2 separate regions of the Mus musculus genome follow, and region 1 is linked to region 2. Evidence: chromatin contacts called from ENCODE Hi-C data. All regions are on one chromosome and are shown on one strand. The core of a region is the stretch at or near the end of the contact, and the rest is flanking DNA. Distances in the headings are between cores, read along the strand shown. Region 1 holds the start of Olfr530 (olfactory receptor 530). Region 2 holds the start of Olfr525 (olfactory receptor 525).

Region 1 (5,567 bases), core at 661-3,160, 51 kb after region 2:
CCATCCTGCTTCCCTACTCTATGGGTTTTTTTTTTTTTGGCCATCTCTTCTGTACAAGTCACATGACACTATGTAAGCTTAGATCTCATAATCACCCAAAACACTACAGCATGTGAAATACTTAAAGTATACTCATACCAACATAAATACATCTTGTAAGCTCTTTATTTCTAAGTTCCTGTCACAGTGAAACTGAACTCATGTCAGGTTAACATTATAATACGACATTCAGTATTGGATAATAGCAACCCCTGATGATGGTCAAGTCACAGAAAACTCATCCAGGCAGGAGATATGTTGAGGTACAAGTTATAGTTATGATTTAGCAAACCTTTACAATGACATGGGGTCTGAGAAGAGGCCACCATGCCAGTGTCTGATTCTGGTCTCACATCCATGGATACTGAAATCAGGAAACGTTTCATAGAAATTAGAGGCTCCTAGACTCAGCCTCTAACTCAGGCTATCTATGAGGATTTTCTTCCCTGAATCTTGTGGATGAACTAAGTACCAGGAGAAACAGATAATAATACAACAAATGAAAACAGTCAAATCAGATCAGCAAACATCTACATGAAGTGTGGGCAGGGTCTATTATTCTTTATTTCTGTAACCATTTACTCTTGGCCTTTGCTGTAGAGAATCAAAAAATTTTAAAGAGAATTCATTAAAAGGACTACACTCAAGATTTAAGTAGACCTGATTCAGTGTGTCATAGATATATATTCACATTTAATAGCATTGAATTCTAAGCACACATTTCTAGGTAGAATAGGAATGGTTAAAACTATTTAACACATTCAAAAGAGTCGAAGACTAGTATTATTTGGTAGACAGTCTGATTTTCCTCATACAAACTTTGGACAGCAGCCCAGGCTCTAACTTAGACTGTGCCCTACAGAGTCAGAAAAGAGAAAAAGAAGGCTTGAATGAACTTATTAGCTCTTTACCCACTGCTTCTAGAGCTCTTCTCCAAGCTCAAAGTCATCAATGGGGAAATAAGAGTTTTTTAAAGGATATTTTAAATTCCTTATTTCTCAGGGTATAGATAAGGGGGTTCAGAGATGGGGTCACAGTGGTGTACAGAACAGCAATGAGTTTGTCCAGGAACCCAGCAGTTCCTAGGGCTGGCCGGACATAAGTATAGAGAACAGTGGAATAATAAAGGGTGACCACAACCAGGTGGGCAGAGCAGGTGGAGAAGGCACGCTTTTTGCCCTCAGCTGAGCGGATGCGCAGGATGCTGGCGATGATGAAGACATAGGATGTCATAGTCAACAGGAAGTTTAGGCCTGTCAGGAACATGTCTGTAATAACAGTCATGATGTCATTGATAAAGGTGGGACTGCAGGACAGTATCAATACAGAAGGGATCTCACAGAAGAAGTGTGTGATGAGATTGGGACCACAGAAAGACAATGGCAACATCAGACAAGTGAGCACCAAGGAATTGAGAGCTCCAGTGAACCACACAAAGGTTGCAAGGGCCACACAGACCTTGCCGCTCATGAGGGTGCCATAGTGCAGTGGCCGACAGATTGCAAGGTAGCGGTCATAGGCCATGGCAGAGAAAAGCAGAAGCTCAGAGCCCAGGACCCAGGAGAAGACGAACATCTGTGTGAGGCATCCCCCATAAGATATGCTGTTCTCTGCCACCAGGCTCTGCAGGACTTTGGGCAAGACAGTCACAGTGCAGATCACATCCATCAGGGAAAGATTGACAAGGAAGAAGTACATGGGAGTGTGGAGGTTGGGACTGCTGTGGATGGTTGCGATGATCAGGCCATTGCCAGCTATGGCTGCCATGAACAAGGCAAAGAAGAGGCAGAAGAGAACATCCTGGATCCAGGGGTCATCAACAAACCTTTGCAGGATGAACATGGTCACAACCGACTGGTTTACCAGCGCCATGGGAAACACTGTCTAGGTTCAGGATAAGAGTTGTAGCTTGGGCCTCTGGCAAAAGAAGTACTGAGATTTATTCTAATTAACAATAGTTTTAAAACTCAGGTAACAATTCTGTGTAATGACCATTTTGTTCTGGTATAAAAATAATATTTTGGTTTTATTCTCTTGGGTCATGGACTAAAAGAAAGAACAGGCCAATGACAGACCCAATACAGACTCCATGAACATATGAACATGAGTTCACCCTGAATACAAGGTCCCTGAGCACATTATTCTATACATGCAACATCTCATCCCATATTGAGGGAAAGATTGCCATATTTAAGTCTGTCAACCAGGACACACTGACTGGAGAGTATGGTTTGGTACTGGAAAGACATGGCTTATCATCAATGGGACTATGAAGGATGCAAGGGCAGTGAGGAAGGGCTTACTCTATTGCCAGCTTCTGGTCCCAGAGTGTGGGTCATGACAATGTGACTCCTCATCTAGGTGACAACAATGAACCTAGAATTTCCTTTCTTGGAACTCTATTCTAACCAGGACAGGAAGCCAAGGAACAGAATTAGACTTATACATAACATGGAAGGGAAATCAGGATTTCCTGAGGGGCCTAGGATGTCTCAGGTGAGTGAACAGCTTGAGCAGAAAGAACTCAACTGTTCCCAAACCGAGCTCCTGTAAGATTTCCCAGCGTGCCATTTAAGGGACTGGAACATTCCTTATAGGACTTCACATTGCCAGTCGCCGTCCAGCAAGCATCTGGAACACACAAAACCCTGAATGTTGAGAAAGCAGGCTTCTGTTAAGAAGACAGGATATGGTGGTGACCCATATTGAGGCCAGCTGTGCTGTGTGTGTAGAGCTTATTTACCACTTCCTACTACAAGACTGCCAGTTAGGGTGTATTGAAGGATTGGTCATTGGGTGTGAGTTAAGAGTCAGACTGACAGGGACAGGTGACAGGACTTTCCAACGTGGCCTGTCATGTGGAAAGCAGGGTATTACCAGACTGCTTTCATCTAATTCTCAAATCTAGCATGAAATGACATTTCAGGTTTCAAAATAAATCATTTTACATGTGTCCAGAGTAAAATGTTCTAAAACTGAAAATAGGCCAGGAGAGTCATTTACCGGAGCCCCAATACAATATGCACCACCCCCATTACTCCATCCCACAATGCTCCAGAGGGGTTTGCAGGGAGAGGGGCGTGCTGTGCTGGCTCTGTTCCCATCTTCCACCCAGCAAACTAAGCTCGATGTAATGATGGTCTAACCTGGGCTGGCAGGCCCTCTCCTGAGTTTGATCTTCATTCCATGTTTTCATAGGGCCTCAGACCAGGCTGCATACAACCAGTAGTTTCTCTATTTCACAAAGAGCTCTACTAATCACTGAACAGTGGCTAGGGTGTGCACACAATGCCCTGAACACCAAGGATAACAGACCCAGTTGTCAGGTTTAGCAGACAAAATACAGGAAGCTGAGATAAATGAGAGCACCCTTACAAAAATATGTCTCAATTCCTGACTAGGAAATCCTGGCTCTACAAAGTATGTTTTACTGGTCTAAAATGCAGTCTGGTTTGTATTTCTCTCTCTTTTTTGGCCACTGAAGTTCACCCAAGTCCATGTATCCTTCTTCTTAATGTATCTTTGAAACCAGCAGCAACTGATAATGTCCCTGTGTCAGGATGTATCTGAGAGATGAACCACCATGTGAACTGCCCTAGAAATACACTCCTGGCCCCACACTTACCTCCAATACTTGCCTTACAGTCACCCGTGCAGAGGGGTGAGGAGCAGTTTTCTGTCTGTGCTGTTTAAGCTGCCTGGCAAGCTAAGAAAAGAATAAAGTCCAGGGCCATTCCTCCTCCTGAGGAAAGTGAAGTGACCTCTGCATGCTGTTCCCACTGGGATCAGGATGAAATGTTCATGGTACCCCAGAGCAGCAAAGGAGTTGGGTGCAGGAACTGTTGGTGGGTTTTATCCCCATCATTCTCCATCACCCATTTGCCTCCCCTGTGAGAGATTGAGCCCTAGCTGCTCCTTAGTCACATAGCACATATTCACTATGTCTTTGTGTAGTTGTGAACAAGACACATGAACCATCTATATGGGGAGAAAATGTCTTCATTTCAAATGTCTAGAAAAGTCATAAGAAACCTACCTGTATCTCGACAGGCATGAGGTTGGATGTTCAACAAAGGAACCTGTGGAAAGGAACCTGACAGAGAGAGGGAGAGGGTGTGACTCACTATTACCCATTTCTCCAGTCCTCCAGCCTTCGTCTTTCTTTGTGATAGTTCTTGGACCTGTTGTTCCTCCTTTGTGGATACAGAAACATCCACAAAAACACATCTTTGTTCTTTTGATATTGGAGACCCTGTGGCCCTAAAACATCACAGACTCAATAAATGAATCTCTTGATTTAAAAGCTGATAGGAAAGAAGAGACACAACCAACTTAAGCAGCAATACACATTAAGGGTTTTTGAAACTGGTGATATTTTCCAGATGAGTGTCTAAAACTGACATAGGGTTGGTTATTTCTGCCCAGAGAGATGCATCTGGACCCTATAGAGGAGGGGCAGCGAGGTCACGTACTCACCACACCATTTGGACTGCAAGGATGTCTTAGTCCTGAGGAGTACAGAGGTGTCTGTTTGTTTCAAGTAATTCTGCCTTAAATCTAGATAGCTTTGGCTGTATGATGCAACCTAAGACAGCTAATGGCCCCTGGGATGGCCTGCTCCAGGGTCCTTGCTGAGGTGGTTTTGCAACCATTATCAAGTCTACAACAGAAAGAGGAGGTGGTGAGGAGCTGGGTCCCAAGGGCAGATAGGAAGGGCACAGATGTCTTGCTGAGTTTCTGCTTCCTGTGGCAAGAAGCCAGGCATGTTCCCAGCAGGATTTCCCTTCTTCCCATCCAAATCTCAGTTGGAAAGAACAAGGGAGGGCATAGGTTCAGGTATTTATTAGCTAACGTTCATCAGGAAAGGGTGTCAAATTTCTCCAACTTCATGGGTCATCACTGTCTGCATTTGGGGCTGGGATATAAAAGTCAGCAGAGTATTACAACATGCTCATTGCATCCTGGCCTTGACAGACAGGGACTGAATACCAATGTGAGCTAGAAGAGGTCAGAATCCAATATGTCTGGCTGCCCTGTTACAAGTCTTGGCCCCTCAGGAGCTGTGGGGTATTGGGCACTCATCAGACTGATATTATTAAAGACTAGCTACTCCTAAATGTGCTAGCCATGTACCTTCAAATAGACTCATCTCTCCAGTTTAGGTTCTCACACTTACTTTGTTTTGAGGAGCCCACCAAAGATGACCGCTCAGACAGAGTGTACAGCCAATTGAAAGTCTTTATTCCAGCTGGCTATGACTACATTCAGGTATTTGGAACCCAAGTGTAGCATAGAGTGGTTAGAATAAGGGGTACATGAAGGCAAAAACAAAAAACAAAAACAAAAAAACCCAAAAACCACATCCTGATATATCGCTCAGCAGCTATGGAGGTGTGTTGCACAGGCAAGCAGTTTAACAAAAGCAAAGATAACTTGGTTGATTCATCCTCACTGTGTATTTCATGAGTAATTTTCCATGGGGCTTCCCACCAAGAAGATCAAATTCTATTCAAACCTAAGTGGCCTTT
Region 2 (5,465 bases), core at 1,673-4,172:
TTATCCTTAAACCAGTGTAACAGACTTAAATTACTTATTAGTTTTATAACTCAGATTAGTCTCTTTATGGTGGATTGACTAGAAAGATCAAATTTAATTGAAGCTCTTATCTCATCTTAATGTGCTCTACAAATTGTTCGAATCTTGAGTTGTGCTATAAGTGTTGTGTTTGTTGTTCTGTTAAATAGGTAACATTTTAGGAGAGATTGATAATGTGCATATTAACAGAGTTCAAGGACTTTGGAGGATCTGGAACTTAAGGTGGCCAGTGGTCATTTGGTTTGTGGAGTTTGGATTATTTTAGGTCCATTAGTTTTTGCAATGACTGATTCTGAACGGGTTACTTTGTGTACTGATCTGTGACTACAAGAGATGGTTCACCCCCGCTGTGAGTCTTCTGGCTTTACAGGGAAGCCAATCTGCTGCCAAGGGCTCATGCCACAGAACATGGTGGACCTCAAGTCCTGTAATTCATGCTGAACCTCACCTCCACAGTTTTCACACAATCTCTCCCCATGGGAAGATTTGAAAACTTCAGAGAAAAGTTGCTTCTATTCAGGGTCAACCTCAAGTGTGATCTACCATAATGACTGTGCATTTCCCAGTCAAAGCATGAGAGTGGCCTACAATTTATGTCCTCAGATAGTGATGAATTAACTGATCAGAGTTGGTTTATCAATAGGACCATGTCACACCAAGATAATTTAATGATGCAATGATAAAAGGAGGGGAGGGAAACCAATAAACTATGCTGAGGAACAGTTTGTTAACATGAAATACATCCTCCTACAGGGATCAAGGGTACATGATGCTCAGGCAAGCTGTCTTGCACGCATCCCCAGGGTAGAAATCACCACAGGGGGTCAGTGTCCTAGAGCACATGACCTCAGGCATCTGCTTTCTCTATGCCTTAGGGTCCTGGTGTCTCAGCTTGGGGACTATGGCCTAGAGGGACTCCTGTTTACCTCATTGTGGGTAATTGCTCTCTGTGGGCCACTCCCTAGCAACCTCAGTGTCCACCCCATGGGGCAGACCCTACATTAAGGTCAAGAGCAAACAAAAGAGACACAGGGTTATAGCTTTGTGCCCATCCTGTATGTTCTCTATGACATGTAGACATCTTGGGTATAGATGGGCAGCCACAGACAGCTTCTCCTTCCATGTGAGTTGCTCCTTCCTCTATTCCCTCTTTCCTTTTGGGTACCCATCTCTCTCTCTCTCTCTCTCTCTCTCTCTCTCTCTCTCTCTCTCTCTCTCTCTCTTTCTCTCTCTCTCTCTCTCCTTTCTTTCTTCTTTCTGTGTCTTCTGTGAGGGAGAGATAATTCTCAGAAGAGATTTGGTTTTGCTTTGATCTATTTTAGTATATAAAAATGAAAAAAAAACCTGTTACCAGAATTACTTTGACTCATAGTTACAGTTTGAAACTTTAAATGCATGGCTCTGTAGGTTTGCTCTGTGACCTATCTGCACTGTTGATCAGTATGAATAGAAATCTTGCCTTGTGGCTTGGCTCTGAGGCAGATTTGGGTCTCTAAAGAGGCATGGTGGTTTCCTGTGGATCTGGTACAGAGTTCAGAACTCAGAGCCACCTGTGGCCTGAATAGTTAGAAGCAGACAGTTACTAGGGTTGAGATGTAGACAGAGGGAATTTGGGGGGTTCAGTTGAGAGGCCCTGCCTTCTGTATGAGGCCCCTGGGATCTGCAGGGAAGGCTCACAGATAAATCTTTCCTTTTGTGGGCACAAGTATGGGTCTTGAAGTTTCTATGGGTAGCTTAGCTCTTCAATAGGAGGGGTTGGGGAATCATAGGCTCAGGTCCTTCTCTTAAGTTCACCCTGTAGGAGAAAGACCTTGATCTGTGCAATCACAGGGGGAAAGTGTCTTCCTTGTTCAGCACATACCCTTTGTGACTTCTTTGTTTTCACATACCCTTTGTGACTTCTTTGTTTTCATGTAGCCAACATCCCACTCATGGAGTCTCCAGGATGGGTGTGGGCCTGCTCATTCCCATCAGATAGTAGAAAGGGGCAGAGCTCTTTCTCTGCATGCTGATCAGTTCCTATTCTTCTCTACCTGAGAGGCCCATATGCTTGGAGAGTCCTGGATGATTAGAGATATATGTGTATAAGGTGAGGGGAAGATAGACTTGAAGCTGGGTAGGAGTGATAGCCTAGAAATTGGGGGCTGGCGTGAAGCCAGGTCCATGCCTTTCATGTTGTTTCCAGTCCTGGCACAGCCTGATACCTTCTCTGGCAGGCACAAGCCTTCCCAGGGTAGTGAGTGATACCTGTTGTCCTCGCTGGGTTTGTCATCCTCAAGGGAGTGATTTAGAGTGGCCACGTAGAAATAGACAGTTCTGGTATTTACAAAAGGGTTATATTCATTCCCCAAGAGCCAGGGCCATCTGTACCACCTACATGCCATTCTGTAACAGCTTCGTGTTCTGAATCTATCACGACCCCAAAACATACATCCTGGAACTGTTTTTATGCCTGCCTCTGAGAACCCTGGCCCACTCCTTGATAAGGTTGGTCTTCTCTAGGTTCAAAAGGTCTATGCTGTGGAACAGACTGCCCCTTAGTATGCCTTAGCTGCCTGGTGTACATGCTGAAAGGAGCTCCAGTTCTCAGAGTATCATAGGGCATGATCTATGTTAAATCAAACAGAAGCTGTAGATGGATATTGCCCATCACAGGCAGGGGTTCCTTCTGTTCTGGGTCTACTGTGTACAGAGTGGAGAGTTCATGCTCACACTGTCACACTGTGTTGAGAGATGATGTTATCAATTCTACAGAAACAGAGCATTGAGAAGCACTCCTACTCACGGCTGTCTGAACCCAGTGTGAAATGATGGCTGCCTCACACCTGGTGTCTCCTTGACCATCCCATCTGTGTCACAGTAACTCCCAGGACTCACTCTCAAATGGAAATAAACAATTACACAACTGTGGTGGAGTTTGTCCTGCAGGGACTCTCTGAGGACCCTGGGCTCCAGGCTCTCTTCTTGGCCTTTTTCTTGCTTCTTTACATCCTGGCTCTTGCAGGAAACACCCTCATCATCATAGCCATCAGCCTCAACTCAAGCCTTCACACCCCCATGTACTTCTTCCTTGCAAACCTGGCCCTGTTGGACATCGTCTGTACATCCACTGTTCTTCCCAAGCTGCTGGAGGGTTTGGTGGGTAAGAGCAGCCACATTTCTTATAAGGGATGCATGACCCAACTCTTTTTCCTGACCTGGTTTCTAGGGGCTGAGCTGCTGCTGCTCACTGCCATGGCCTATGACCGCTATGTGGCCATCTGTCGCCCACTGCACTACAGCATGCTGATGAGCTGGCCCATCTGTGTCCTGCTCGCCGGCAGTGTGTGGGTCATCAGTGCAGCCAGCACATCTGTGCACACTGGCTTGATGGCACGACTCAATTTCTGTGGCCCCAACCAAATTCGTCACTTTTTATGTGAAGTCCCAACACTGCTGCTTCTGTCTTGCAGCCCAACCACCCTCAACAACATCATGATTGTCATTGCAGATGTTTATTTTGGTGTGGTCAACTTTCTGTTGACTATGATATCCTATAGCTTCATCATCACCAGCATCCTGCGCATCCGCTCCACAGAGGGCAAGAAGCGAGCCTTCTCTACCTGCTCTGCCCACCTGGTGGTGGTTGTCCTGTACTACTCCACCGTCATCTACACCTATTTGCAGCCTGGCTCCGGATCCTCCTTGGAGAATGGCAAAGTAGTTGCTTTATTGTACACAGCAGTCAGCCCTACCCTGAACCCCGCCATTTATTCTCTAAGGAACAAGGATGTCAAAGTTGCCCTCAAAAAGTTATTTCCCTGTTTCCAATGAGGAGGCAGAAGGCAACAAATGTGACTTGATCAAGCTGTTGATGAACTATTTGGGATGTGTGACTGAGAATCTGATGTCCTGTCAGAGAACAGATAGGTAATTCATATGGATGTACATCTTCTGTGCTCTCATTGGAGGAGCCACTGGCCATTTTCTTTTGGAAGTGAGGACATCCAGGTTTGGGGTAGGCTGTGTGTTTATATCCTGGGTAGCTATCTCTTACGTAGAGCTTTTTGGTATCATGCATTGGAGAAAATCACCCAGACCCGGATATTGGACTAAGTCCTCTTAGTTTGGACTTGAGAAGTGTGTCTGGTGGCACCATGGTCCTTACACCTCTGAGAGGAGAGAGAACAAGCAATATGCTTCTCATACCAGCAATGCCCAGGAAAGGTGTGGGTTGACACATCTCTTCTTCTCCAGTTGGGATGCTTTGCTGTCATAGTAGAGGATGCCAGACTTTTCTTGGTTTGGACAGAAGCTTCTGCAGACTGAGTAGGAGTTCAATCTCCCTCTGGCCTCTGAATGCTGTTGCACACTGCATCCTCCTAGACTCTCTTCTCACCTCTACACAGTCTCCTCTGGACTATGATAAACACTGTGTTGTTTGATGCTGTTGCTAGCATCCTCCAAATGTACAGTTGCCTTGTGATTCTTCACCTCTGAATCCTTTGCTGTGGCTGTTTTTTTTTTTTTTTTTTAAGACCTTGATTTCTTTGCCAGTCACTTGTTCCAAGACACTTGTCAGAGTCTTTTGTTTTGACCCACTCCCTGCCATGTCATGATTGTTTTCTCTCTTCAAGGGCACACTCATGATCCTAGGAAGCCTCTATGAATGACCCAATACTCTCCACTCAGTATACAAGCAGACGCATGTACAACCACACCTGTTAATGTCAGTGGTGTTCATGTTCTCAGAGATCAGTCCACAGAAAGTAGCTTTTTTCTTTCTACCAAGCAGGATGTAGAAGTCCACATAGGTTATCAGGCTTAGCAAGCACCTCTACCTGCTGAGCCATCTCATTGGTCCTACATATTTGGTCCTGAGATGTGTTTTCTACCCTGTATCCAGGGTTTTAATGTCCACAGTTCCGTACTGAAAGAATTCAAGCATAGTGAATTGGTCAGGATTTAGCCGGGCAGCTGTGATCTTGTACCCACTGCTCTGCTGTTGAGTTCTTGCTCTATATCCACTTCCTAATTTATTTATGCACATGCCCCTCTACTTTACTCATTTCAAAACAAGCTGCAAACATCAATTAATTCATTCTCCCTTAAATAGTTTCATATGCGTATTAGAGGCAGTCATTTGTTTATAGGTTTTTCTGGCTTGGGTAAAATTTTCAGACAGTGAAATGAGTGACTCAGTGTATCACTTACTGAGTTTTGGCAAATACACAGAGCTATGCAATGCAAGTCTCCTAGGAGAGTGGAGATGGTAGCCTTTAATGTAGGATGTTTTACCCAGGGCTGTTCTACATGTTGGACTTGAAGTCATCAGTGTCCTTTCTGGTAGTCATTGCTGCCTGATATTTCAGCTGCAGGTCGATTTTGTGTGTTATAGAACTTTGTACACACGGCGTCATGCAACACACATTCTTTGACATGTATGC

The links. Hi-C counts contacts between places; a loop is a spot of excess contacts on that map.
Region 1: a loop to region 2 is called in a map of T-helper 17 cell, with 2.8 times the contacts of the local background. The contact joins the promoter of Olfr530 here to the promoter of Olfr525 in region 2. A Hi-C loop is called at or near these places in 2 of 37 maps with a recorded cell type or tissue (T-helper 17 cell and T-helper 2 cell).

The regions. Positions count from the first base shown.
Region 1 is chr7:140,371,698-140,377,264 of GRCm38, forward strand. It overlaps Olfr530 (olfactory receptor 530), which reads right to left and starts at 1,911. Exons shown (of 1, transcript NM_146519.1): 1 at 988-1,911. The coding sequence starts at 1,911. The coding sequence ends at 988.
Region 2 is chr7:140,319,779-140,325,243 of GRCm38, forward strand. It overlaps Olfr525 (olfactory receptor 525), which reads left to right and starts at 2,923. Exons shown (of 1, transcript NM_146956.1): 1 at 2,923-3,852. The coding sequence starts at 2,923. The coding sequence ends at 3,852.